Linked DNA regions of Homo sapiens: region 1 is linked to region 2. A link is an interaction called in ENCODE POLR2A ChIA-PET data of the cell type or tissue named here. Cell type or tissue: A673. All regions are shown on one strand. Each heading gives the region's core, and the rest is flanking DNA. Links, peaks and the distances in the headings are about the cores only.

Region 1 (6,001 bases), core at 577-5,576, 140 kb after region 2:
TAAAGTTGACAATGGTGGCTAGAGCAATTTGATTAGGAGACAGATTTCTTCTTACTGAGCACTTTCTTTCTCAGCAGTTGGTCTCTAAGGTGCTGAACAAAACTATATTTGAAATAATATAATCCCTACAGATCTGTATAAGACTTTCTTTGGTTTCTGTAGAGTTCTGTGAAGGAATGATAATCACGCTTCTGTTCCATTCAATTCTCAGAGGGATTCTGCGCATTTAGGAAACTTAAATCTTTATCAACCTGACAGGGAGACTGAGAGACAGATACACTGTTTAAAATATAGGCAGGTCCAATTCTAATATCAATTAATTTTTGTACCATATTTTGTCACTCACTTCAAAATGTATGAAAAACAGACACATTTTTATAATCACAGAACTGTATGTAATTGTCCACAGTGCCCACATTTACTACATCTTAATCTTCTACTCAGTTTTCATTCACTCATTCTTTCACCCAACAAAGATTTGTTAACTTCCACTATGTGATGTGCCAAGCTCTGTGCTGAAACTCAAGAACACAGGTAGTTCATTCCAGCAAATGCAAGATACATTTTATGAGAAGTCTTAACAGGTGATTTAAGAGCACAAACGAAGGAGGTAAAAATCAAAGTCAGTGGCTGTAGAGGAGGTGGTGGCATTTTGAATAAGTATCGAAAGATGAAGTACACACAAAAAAATGAGGAAAGGGAGATACAGTAGAGTATGACATGGATGGCCAGTTGCCACTTTTCCCTTTTCTCCCCTCTGTGGAAGCACCATAATTTCTTCCTGCCTCACACTCTTCTCACCATCTCTTAGATGTGAGAGAGATCTTAGAATGATGTTTCCCCTCCATACCTAGTTCACTTTTCCTAGTTACTAATGGCTTAGAATACACTTTATTTCTACAGGGAAAGTATGCCTTACTTCATAGACTTTATCAAGGACTCCTATTATAGGTACTCTATAATTCTTCTTTATGTCCCTTATTACATTTCTAATTATTTGTCTTATTTATCTATAATCTTCCTCAATAAATTGCAAACTCCTTGAAGAAACAGACTGATTGTTTTGTTCCATGCTGTAACCCCATCTCCCGGCTAAATTCACTGGATCATACTAGGTTCTCATTTAAATGTTGCTTAATGAGAAAAAAGAATGTTTGATTACCTAATAATTGAATACATGAATTACTGACAGACACAAAGAATGTGTAAGGAGAGTAACATCTGAGGACTTCAAAGAAGATGTAGTTCAGAGTATGAAGATCTGAGTAATATCTTGAAAGCTAAGTTTATTAATTAAATTTAATAATTCAAACTTTAATTAGATATGTGTCATTATACTTGGGTTTTAGAAGGATCCCTTTAGCAGAAGTGTGGAGAAGAAAGGTAGGAAAAACTAGACAAAATAGTTCAATTATATGGATCTGAAATAAAAAAGTGCTGGGGCAATGGAAAGTAGGGGATGAGTGATTTTGAAAAATAGACTCTAAGAGAAAGAAGAATATGGAAGTGAAATTGTTTTGGGCCTGTGCGGTGAGGTAGAGATTGGTTACAGTCACAAAAGAAGAAATATAAGACAAGGAGTATACTGGGCAAGAAAGATGGTAAATTCAGCATTTCACAGTCTGAGTACAAAGGACTAAGGACCAACTTGCAAGAATGTCAATGCTAAGGCTAGAGTTTTTAAAGTATGTGGATACAGTTTTTAAAATATGTGGGTGGGTAAAGCCAGACTTCACCATTCTGCCTTCTATGCATGTAACAAAAAGACACATGTACCCAATAAATGTATATAAGTAAAAATATTAGAATATAAATAATAAAATAAAATATTTTACAAAAAAAATAAACAAATAAACCCAGGGATTAGGATGACATAATACAGGGAAAAGGTAAAGAGAGAGAAGAGTGCCAAAAACCAAGCCTTTGACTACATCATTTTTTTTTTTTTTTGTAGTTACAATTAGCCTGATATATATACATTAAGTTCTGGGATACATGTGCAGAACATGCAGGTTTGTTACATAGGTATACACATGCCATGGTGGTTTGCTGCGCCCATCAACCCTTCATCTACATTAGGTATTTCTCCTAATTCTAACCCTCCCCTAGCCCCCCCACCCCTCGACAGGCCCTGGTGTGTGATATTCCCCTCCCGGTGTCTGTGTGCTCTTCTTCTTCAACTCCCACTTATGACTGAGAACATGTGATGTTTGGTTTTCTGTTCCTGTGTTAGTTTGCTGAGAATGATGGTTTCCAGCTTCATCCATGCCCCTGCAAAGGACATGAACTCATCCTTTTTAAGACTGCATAGTATTGCATGGTGTATATGTGCCACATTTTCTTCATCCAGTCTATCATTGATGGGCATTTGGGTTGGCTCCAAAATCTTTGCTATTGTGAACAGTGCTGCAATAAACATACGTGTCCATGTGTCTTTATAGTAGAATGATTTATATTCTTTTGGGTAAGCTAGAGGGGATGTGGAGAAATAGGAACACTTTTACACTGTTAGTGGGAGTGCAAATTAGTTCAGCCATTGTGGAAGACAGTATGGTGATTCCTCAAGGAACTAGAACCAGAAATACCATTTGACCCAGCAATCTCATTACTGGGTACATCATATTTTAAGAATTGAGTTCAGTAATTGTAATTCATTAAAGTAAGAGGAGGAGCAATATAGAGATTAAAAGGATATTGAGAATATATATATATAAAAAAAGAAGGAAACAATTGTAATAAGAAAAGTCAAAACTGTTAAATACAAACAATAATAAAAATAGTAATGTCAAAGCACCAGCATCCTTCAAACAATACTAGAGTCTTTGTCACTTTGCCTGAGTTTCTTCTTTTACTGTTTATTTATTTACTCGTTCATGTAATATATATTTATTAGTAGCCTACTACGCACAAAGTATTCTTGGTGGGCAATGAGAATAAATCATTTAAAAGGGAATAGTTCCATCCTTACGGAACTTACATTCTGGTCAGTCATTGGCCTCACTGTGGAAAACATGCCAATAGAACAAATGTTAATTTCTCACAGCATTTAATTTGTCTCCTTTTCTTACCCATGATATGTGATGATAGTAGATAGTTCTTAAAAGTAAATGTCCACACTATTATTCAAAATGATCTCTCAGGCTGGGACTGTGGTCTGAAATGATAGCTCAGGCCGTTCTTCTTCTGCCACTTTTCAAACCAGTCACTCTCAAGATGATTATGCAGACAAAAACCGTTTGCTTAATTCAGTGATGAAAATGCTGAAGTAGCTAGGACCAAGTGCTGACACTTGATGGTCTCTTGCCATCAACCAATACCCTATGAGCATTATTGTTCAACCCCTTGATTTTAGCTAATTATGCAATTATTCAACACATTTGATAGCCATGTCCACTATGATGTCTGATCTGTCATACTGCTATATGAGTGAAAAGAGCTTTAAAAACTCTTCCAAAATATGCTAGACAAACAGATACAAAAAATGAACACCTAGAAGATGCAATGCTGTAGAGAAAACTATTTTTTATGTTTCTGAATTGTTAGAGATTTCTAAGGAAGTTTTACTGAAACTTGGGACCTGTGCCAAAAAAAAAAAAAAAAAAAACAAAAAAAAAACATAAGCCTGGAACTTATGACTGGATAGTGAGCACTACAGAGAGATTTACCCCCTGGGGGACTATGTTTACATTTCAAGGAAGATAAGTCCTGGGACCGTGAAGACAATTGTTGGACTGTAAAGCTAAAGACACTAGTCATTTTCTCCTACTGAAGAAGTTTATTCACTTTTCTGAGTGAAGAACCAAAATCCTTCTCATTATGTCTCCATGTATCTCTCTCTCAGAAAAAATATGGGTGAGAAGGAGGCACAGCTGCCTCTCATTTCTGCCCACTTTTATTCTGTTGGCTCCTCACCTTGAACAGACCCCACTGTGTCGGGGATCACATCTGGTTCTCAACATACTAATGTAGGGCAGGCAAGCTCCAAAGTGGGGCTTAGCCCATAAGGGTTCCTGGCTTTACCCAGGAAAGAATTCAAGGGCAAGCTGGAAGTAGAAGAAAACAGCTTTGTTGAAGAGACAGTGTTACAGCTCTGGCAGGGTTACAGCTCTGTGACTGCTCCAGCAGAGCAGGGCTACCCCATAGGCAGAGAGTTTCAGCTCAGGGCAGTTTTGCAGTCATATTTATACCTGCTTTTAATTACATGCAGATTAATGGGTGGTTTATGCAGAAATTTCTAGGGAAGGGGTAGTAACTTTTGTGTTGTCAGGTGATTGTCATGAAAAGGGGTCATAACTCCTGGGTGTTGCCGTGGCAATGGTAAGCTGTTGTGGCACACTGGAGGGTATTTCTTATAGAAAGTTGCTTCTGCCCTCACCCTGTTTTAGTTAGTCCTCAATTTGTTTCAGTGTCTGAGCCCCACCTCCAGAGTCGAGTCCCTCCTCCTATGTCAGTATCACCACTCCAGAATAAGAATTTGGGTAAAGGGGAGTAAGTTGGTGCAGTTATAATGTGCTCTAAGTAAATAGTAACTTGCTCTGCTCTAGAAACCTCATGTTGACATTCGGGATATTATTATTAAATATAGACATTAAAAACTTAACAGGACAAAGTAACGTAACTGTTTTTGGAAGGTGATGTTAAAACACATTAAATTTAGTGGTCTTTCAAATATCACACATTCAGGTAGAAATCATCAACCCTTTAAAAGGATATAGATCAGTTTTCCAAAAGGCTCAAGTATAGACAATTGTAAAAAAAAAAAAAAAAAAAAAAAAAAAAAAAAAAAGACTAGAAATGAATTGCAGATTAGAAACTATCATTTTGAAAATATAATAAATTATATCTCCTTATACTACTTTTAACTATGCTCCAAATCTTCCACCTGCTGCTTTATTTGAATGAAATTTCTTACTGAGTATTTGGCTTAAACTTTCAAGGAGGGAGAAAGAATGTCTATAGAGAGAATCTGTGACTGCCCAGATTCACACAGAAAATTAAGATTTAATCTAAGAATAAGTAGACTTTATTCAGGTCTCCATAATCCTGTTTCTTCCTCCTAATCTAAGAAAAGTTAGATAACAAATGAAACAATTTTATTTTCTTATTTCATGTAATTTGCTATGTGTTTATAAACTAAAAAGGTCAAATTGTGATTTATGAAAACAGGACTAAATTGACAATTTTAAAATTAGATAGCTATGGTAGTTTTTATGCCATTCTCTTGAAAAATCTACAATTTCTCACTTTGTGAAAGAAGGTAAGATGTATCTTTCATCGAGATGCAGACAGCTACATAAGACAAAATTCTTGCCTTCTGTCAGCGGCTTCCAAATTCTTAAGAGAGAGAAATCTAAGCATCTTCACTCTATACAACTCCTCTGGTTCTATAGAACTTAACCAGTACAGAAGCATAAAATGTCTCCAAAATATAACCTGCAAATAAAGCTGCAGACTCCATTCAAGAGGACATTTATTTTTATCACGAACTTGGGCATTAAAAGAAGCAATTTTTGCAGTTTCCACAACATAGTGATTTTCCCCTAAAACTAGCCTTGGGAAAAGTAAAAGTTTTATCAGAATTAAAGTAGATGTAGGAACTATTTTTAAGGCCAGATTCAGAGTACAACTATCCTAAAGATCAATCAAGAATATTTTCATGAATCCTTAAGTAAAATGCACTCTTCTCTCTCTCTCTCTCTCTCTCTCTCTCTCTTTCTCTCTCATGTGTGCATGTGTGTGTAGAAGATAAAAAATTTTTAAAAAAGCAGTCCTGTGGCTGACTGCCAGAGAAACTCTGCTCATAGTTTAATTTTACAGGGCCAGGTCTGGATTTCTTTGAGACACTGATCTAAACTTGCCAAACCCACTTCTAAGATTTATATATGACCAACCGCAGTCTGTCCATCCATGACGAACAATGATGGGTACTCCTTACTAGGCTGTATATGCTGATGATTCTCATAATCAACACTTTGCCTTAAGAAAAATAAACTGCTTAGTT
Region 2 (6,001 bases), core at 464-5,463:
GGAGAATGGCGTGAACCCGGGGGGCGGAGCTTGCAGTGAGCTGAGATCGCGTCACTGCACTCCAGCCTGGGCGACAGTGCTAGACTCCGTCTCCATTAAAAAAAAAAAAAACAACAAAAAAAAAACCTTGCATTTAGAGTTAGACAAGCCAGAGTTATTCAGGCAACTCCATCTCTTCGCAGGTATGTGATTTTATTTACAGCTGATGATATTGAATATTTACTATGTGACAAATACTATTTTAGGATAAGCAATATAGCATGAAACAAGAGAGTATTTCTAGTCTTATGGAATCTGCATTTGAATACAAGAAGTATCCCGTTAGTTCTCAATGTCTCCATCTATAAATGAAGACAGCATTGCACCTAGGCGTAATGTTGTTTGAATTAATAACTTCTATACTGAACTTAGCCTATCTTCCAGTAGACTGTGTTCACTCAAGAAATGTTAATATTTCTGACACCATAGGACCCATTTTGCTAAATCTCATAGATGGTCAGAGGAGTTTCTAAAATTTTATTTCTTGATTTAAAATGTTATGATTATTTTTCTTTAGTTTTAATCTTCTTGTGACCGAATTTTGCTTTGCTATTTTGATCTGTAGACAATTAATGGTAAGTCTATTAAGAGAAGAAACTTTCTTTTATTTTTCTTTCACCAGCTTCTTTTCTTGAATCACTATACTTTAAACAATAAAAAAATGTTTGTGGAACTAGTTAATAAAATAATAGGCTGTTAAGTAACATTACATATCATTGTGATCTTATTAATTTAATTTTTAGCTAGTTCTCTTTAGCAAGAAAATACTCTTTTAAAAACTTCATTTTGGGGCTGAATTTCAATCAAATCTAAAACTGTCTAGAAGGCATACATCTTAGTCCATTTTCTTTGCCACAGCAGAATACCACAGACTGGATAATTTATAAGGAAAATAATTTCTTTTCTTATAGTTTGGGAGGCTGAGAAGTTCAAGATCAAGAGGCTATTATTTGGTGTATCACTAAACGGCAGAAGATATCAGATGGCAAGAGAGCAAGAACATGTATGTCATCCAATGTCTCTCTTTCTTTTCTTATAAAGCCATCAGTCCTACCATGGGCACCTCACCCTGATGTCCTTATCTAATAATAATTACCTCCCAAAGGCCTCGTTTCCAATCAACATGTAAATTTGGGGATTACATTTCCAACACATACAATTTAGGGAACACATTTAATCCATAACAGCATTAGGTAAAACCATTTGCTGAGAATGTGGCCGCTAGTCAAGCTAGGTGGATTCAAATGACAACTCAGTATTCCAGAAGACGTATGACCTGGAAAAAAATCCTTAACCACTCTATTGCTTTGTTCTTTTCATCTCCACAATTGAGATAATAATATGCTTCATAGAGCTGTTAGGGTTTAATGAAAATATTCAAGGTAGCTCATATAGAACAAAAATAAAGCTAGCCTCACAGAGAATTATTAACATTAACACCAGATGCTGAATATAAAAAATCATATACACTAAACAACTGGATTTATTATACAAGGTACACAATTTATATTTGCCAACATATGTTACAAGTAATGACAAAAATCGCAATTACTTTTGTGTCAACCTAATAAAAGAAATCTTTATGACTTAATCCACAAAGGCTTATATTATACATATAATATATATATCCCATCAAATCCAGAGGTAGATAGTACAGAGCTGCCATGTGGGCTCCAGAGTTACATAAGGAGCTCAGTCTGTTTTCTTTATTTCTGGCCATCTTTAGCCCAAGGTTTCTATGCTCAAAGGACCACATGGCCCAATGTTCCTGCTGAGGCATGAGGCCATTGACATAGAACATATGTAAGATGAAGAGGAAAATAGCAGAAAGGTGTACCTCAGAGTTGGGTTAAGATCTTTTATGAATATTTCCTAGAAGTACTGACAACTCAGCCTCTTATAGCTTAGCAATCTTTCTGTCCTAAAGAAGCTGGGATAATGCCACTCTAAAGAAAATCAAGTTTCAGTCTTAAAAGGTAAGAGACATATTGAATAATCAAATAGCAGGTGTCTTCTGTAACAGGTTTTCTGTTAAAAAAGGATTTAAAACTTAGCTAAAATTAGCTTAAATAGAAAATTATTCAGATAAAATGGAAATCTTGCAACAGGACACAAATTTTAAAGTTTAAAAGTTTAGACTTGTATATACAGCACATTACACAGTTCAACTCTTAAATATTCAGAGCATTTTAGCAACAATTGTCACCATTGTTACAGGCTTTGCAAATAATTTATATAACTACTCATTATGTAGTTTGATCCAAGGTTCTAGCTCACACTGGTAGTCAATTTTCACACCACGCAACTCTAATAGAATGACTATTGCTTAAGTGATAAAATCAGGTAGTTATTTAATATTTACATTATAGCAACATGAAGCAAATAGAACAAAGACATACCACAAACCCAGGAGCAAGAAAAGTTGACATTATATAGTCAGAATTTTAAAATTATCATTACATTATATCATCATCATAATAAAGAGAAAAAGATGTAGAGAGATTTAGAAATGCTGTTCCCCACCATGTCTGTCTAAAATGACATGGCTGTTTTTTTGAGGCAAAATATCAAGAAACAGCTATGGTTACCATGGTAACTATATTAAAAATAAAAAGAAAATGTGGAATGTTTTCAAGTGATAAGTACATTTAAAATGGTCACACCCGCTCACTGAGGAATCAAATATATCTTGAAGCTTAAGCTTAATATTGCAAGAAATGTGTCATTGAATGAATTGTAAATTCTAAATGGTCTAATCTTTCTTAAGGGAAATAAGTTAATTTCATTAGAGGGTGAGAATTGAAATGTAATCATCATAAAAAAACATATTCTGATAGTTGAGTATTTAACTGAAAATTAACCAAAAACAAAATCTTAAAGAAGTGAAATAATTTATCATAAATTGCAAGTTATGTCAACATACCATAAAAATTAGCAGAGGCTCACATGAGCATACTTGGAACTGTACTGCTTTTTCTTCATTTTAAATTGATTATATGGGTAAATTCTGAATGTACTTGCTATAGTCATATCTGCCTTAATAGATTAGATTAAACAACAAACACTGCTTTCAATGCCTGCAACTCCAGTTCTCCCATCCCATTTAATGGCATTACCATTCCTCTAGATACATAGGGCCAAAACCCTATGTTGTCAGTCTGAATCAATTCTCAACAAGCTTCTTTGAGCAAAATATATCCTGATTTCCACTACTATGCTCTCTTTATTTCTAACCTAATTCAAGCTAACAGCAGATCTTCTCTGGAGTGAACTTATCCCTCTGCAAACCAAAAATAAAATCCTAGGCCCTCTCACCATCTGAAGACTCCTCTCAACAAGGGCATTCCAAAGTTAACCTGAAAAACTGGTTCAGGCCATGATGGGAAGGGGGAGCCAGACATGCGTCATTATACCCTCCTCACTTTTGGAATTACAACAGACTCTTTAAATCTGATAAGAAACATTTACAATTGTAAATGTAATCGATTTTCTCTGGAGCCTGCTACCTGGAGGTTTCATCTGCGTGATAAAAACTTGGTCTGCACAATCCCTTATCATAATCCAGACATTCCTTTTTATTCATAATAACTCAATCAATTGCCAATCAGAAAATCTTCGAATCTACCTATGGCCTGGAAGCCCCTTCTTTGAGTTGTGCCACCTTTCCAGACCGAATCAATGTACATTTTACATGTATTGATTGATGTCTCAAGTCTCCTTAAACTGTATAATACCAAGCTGTGCCCCATCAAACTTGGGCACGTGTCATTAGGACCTCCTGAGGCTGTGTCATGGGCATGTCCTCAACCATGGCAAAATAAACTTTCTAAATTGATCAAGACCTATCTCAGATACTTTTGGTTTACACTCCTAAATGATCTTCCTGATTTTCCCCTTCCCTTTTTACAGTCTATTATCCACAAAGAAGCTTGAGCAATCCTTATAGCTTCAAATTAAATCATGTCACTTTTTCTCTAAACTCTCTCATGGCTTCCTGTTGCACTTAGAGTACAGTCCACATTTCTTATTTTGGTCAGCCTCTATATGATCTAGCTGTTATATGTCTATTGAATTTATCCCCTGACTCTAGCAATTGTAATCTGGCAAGATTAGTTTCCTTTTGCCTTTGAGCATCCAAGTTAGTTTTGCAAATAGACCTGTGCACTGTGATCTCTGATTAGGATGATTTTCTCCCCTTCAACTGGCTCCTTCACCCTGTTTACTTTTCACTTAAAATTTCCCAGAAAGACCTTTTTTGCCCTGTCTACAAAAGAATAGCTTACTGTCATTTAGCCACATGACTTTTTCTGTTTTACTTTTCTGATGATATTATAATTATGACTAGCTACAATAATAGTATTTATTTAATTTTTTAAATTAATTTAATTGTTTTTGTCTATGATTATTTGAATGTAAGCTCTATCAAAGTCTGCTGCTTTTACTATTGTCTCTTCAATGTTTGATCACTGTCTGGCATTCATTAAGAATTCATCACACATTTTTAAAAAGATAGATTTTAAATTTAATAAAAATTTTACCAAAAAATAAGCATAATGAATGCTAGAATCTACTAGTAAATGGCAAGATTTATGGTAATTATAATGATATCCAAAAATCACATTCATTTCAGAAATGTAAATTACCTAAAATTTGTATCAAAATACATGTATTAGAAGGAGGCAGAAATCATTTTATCAGTTTTCCGTAACAAATTATTAATGACAAGTTATTAATACCCAAGCTAAGAAAGGATATTGAGACAATAGAACAAGATTTAAAGTCATCAGGAAAAGAAATAACGTTGAAAAGTGAAGCTTAGAGAAGGAATTTGAAGTTTTCCAGATAATTGCTATAGCAAGCCCTCAGAAAACTAAGAGCACTTAATGTGCCAGATGAAAGAATAATGCTTAAAGGAAAGAGAAATTGATGGAAGAAAATAAATAACAGAACATCAGTAAAGAAAAAGGCCCTTTAAATTTCCTGAAGCCATCAGTAGCTTCAAGCAAATTATCCTGTGTTAACTTCTCTCAATGAAACTTTGACAGAGAAACCTAGAAATAACATATAATAAAGTGAAAAATAATTCCAAAATCAATATTAGAACCAAAACAATAAAAATAAAATCTTCCAGAAATTACTGAAGAATAGGCTGGGATGAAAAAGTATAGATCTTTGCTGAAAGCGCCTTTCACTCAAAAAATAGTCTAATAATTTGATATTATTATTCCCCTTCTCCCTATCAGATTTTAATATACCATTACTTTTTAAATCTATTTTTCTTTCTCTTTATATATTTAATTTTTTAGTACATGCTAAAACTATTTTCTAAATCAAAGTCTTGGTTAAAATCCAAGCTCTAGCTCATTCTAGATGAAAGACACTAGACAAATTCCTTCACTTATCTGATAATTTCCTTATGAGTAGAAGGGAAACAATGATAACTCTATCCCATGTTGTTTTTGTCTTAAGTTAGTGTTTCTTGAACTTATTGATTTTAATATCCTTTACACATTTGAAAATTATTGAGACTAAGAAATATTGTTTATATGAAATATATATATATATATATATATATATATATATTTACCACATTGGTAATTTGAACTGAGAAAATTTAAAAAATATGTATGTCTTAATTTATCTAAAACAATAATAAGCCTGCTATGTATTAATATAAGATATATTTCATTTAAAAAACTGTATTTTCCAAAGAAATAGTGAGAAGATTGGCATTAAGTTACATTTTTGGAAGTATCTTTAACATCCAGCTTAATAGAAGACAGCTGACTTTTTGTATCTGCTTCCACATTTATCATTTTGCTGTGTTTGAAGTATATAAAGAAACTCATAGTATTTTAATAGTCTTTTTATATAATTTTAGATATTGTTTTTTGATGCGATATACCAAAGTATATCAAGTGGCAGGTTTTTTTTTTTTAACTTCTTTTATTTTAAGTTCAGG

Evidence for each region. ChIA-PET counts read pairs that join two places held together with the same protein. Peaks named below come from ENCODE experiments on the same cell type or tissue, not always from the same donor. Only the 100,000 strongest peaks of a DNase experiment are listed, where the experiment ranks them.
Region 1: POLR2A ChIA-PET joins it to region 2 with 7 read pairs; 2 of 35 experiments call an interaction of 5 or more read pairs at or near these places.

The regions. Positions count from the first base shown.
Region 1 is chr1:194,074,510-194,080,510 of GRCh38, reverse strand. The region is part of intron 5 of LOC124904475 (a long non-coding RNA gene); the gene reads right to left. Among named protein-coding and RNA genes, the nearest start is that of LINC01031, 770 kb to the right of the region's middle. RefSeq lists a silencer at 3,565-3,765. In A673, for the core only: no CTCF peak of the experiment used is centred there; a DNase peak (open chromatin) is centred at 3,670.
Region 2 is chr1:194,212,321-194,218,321 of GRCh38, reverse strand. All of the region lies in intron 8 of LOC124904475 (a long non-coding RNA gene), which reads right to left. All of the region lies in intron 2 of LOC107985242 (a long non-coding RNA gene), which reads left to right. Among named protein-coding and RNA genes, the nearest start is that of LINC01031, 910 kb to the right of the region's middle. In A673, for the core only: no CTCF peak of the experiment used is centred there; no DNase peak of the experiment used is centred there.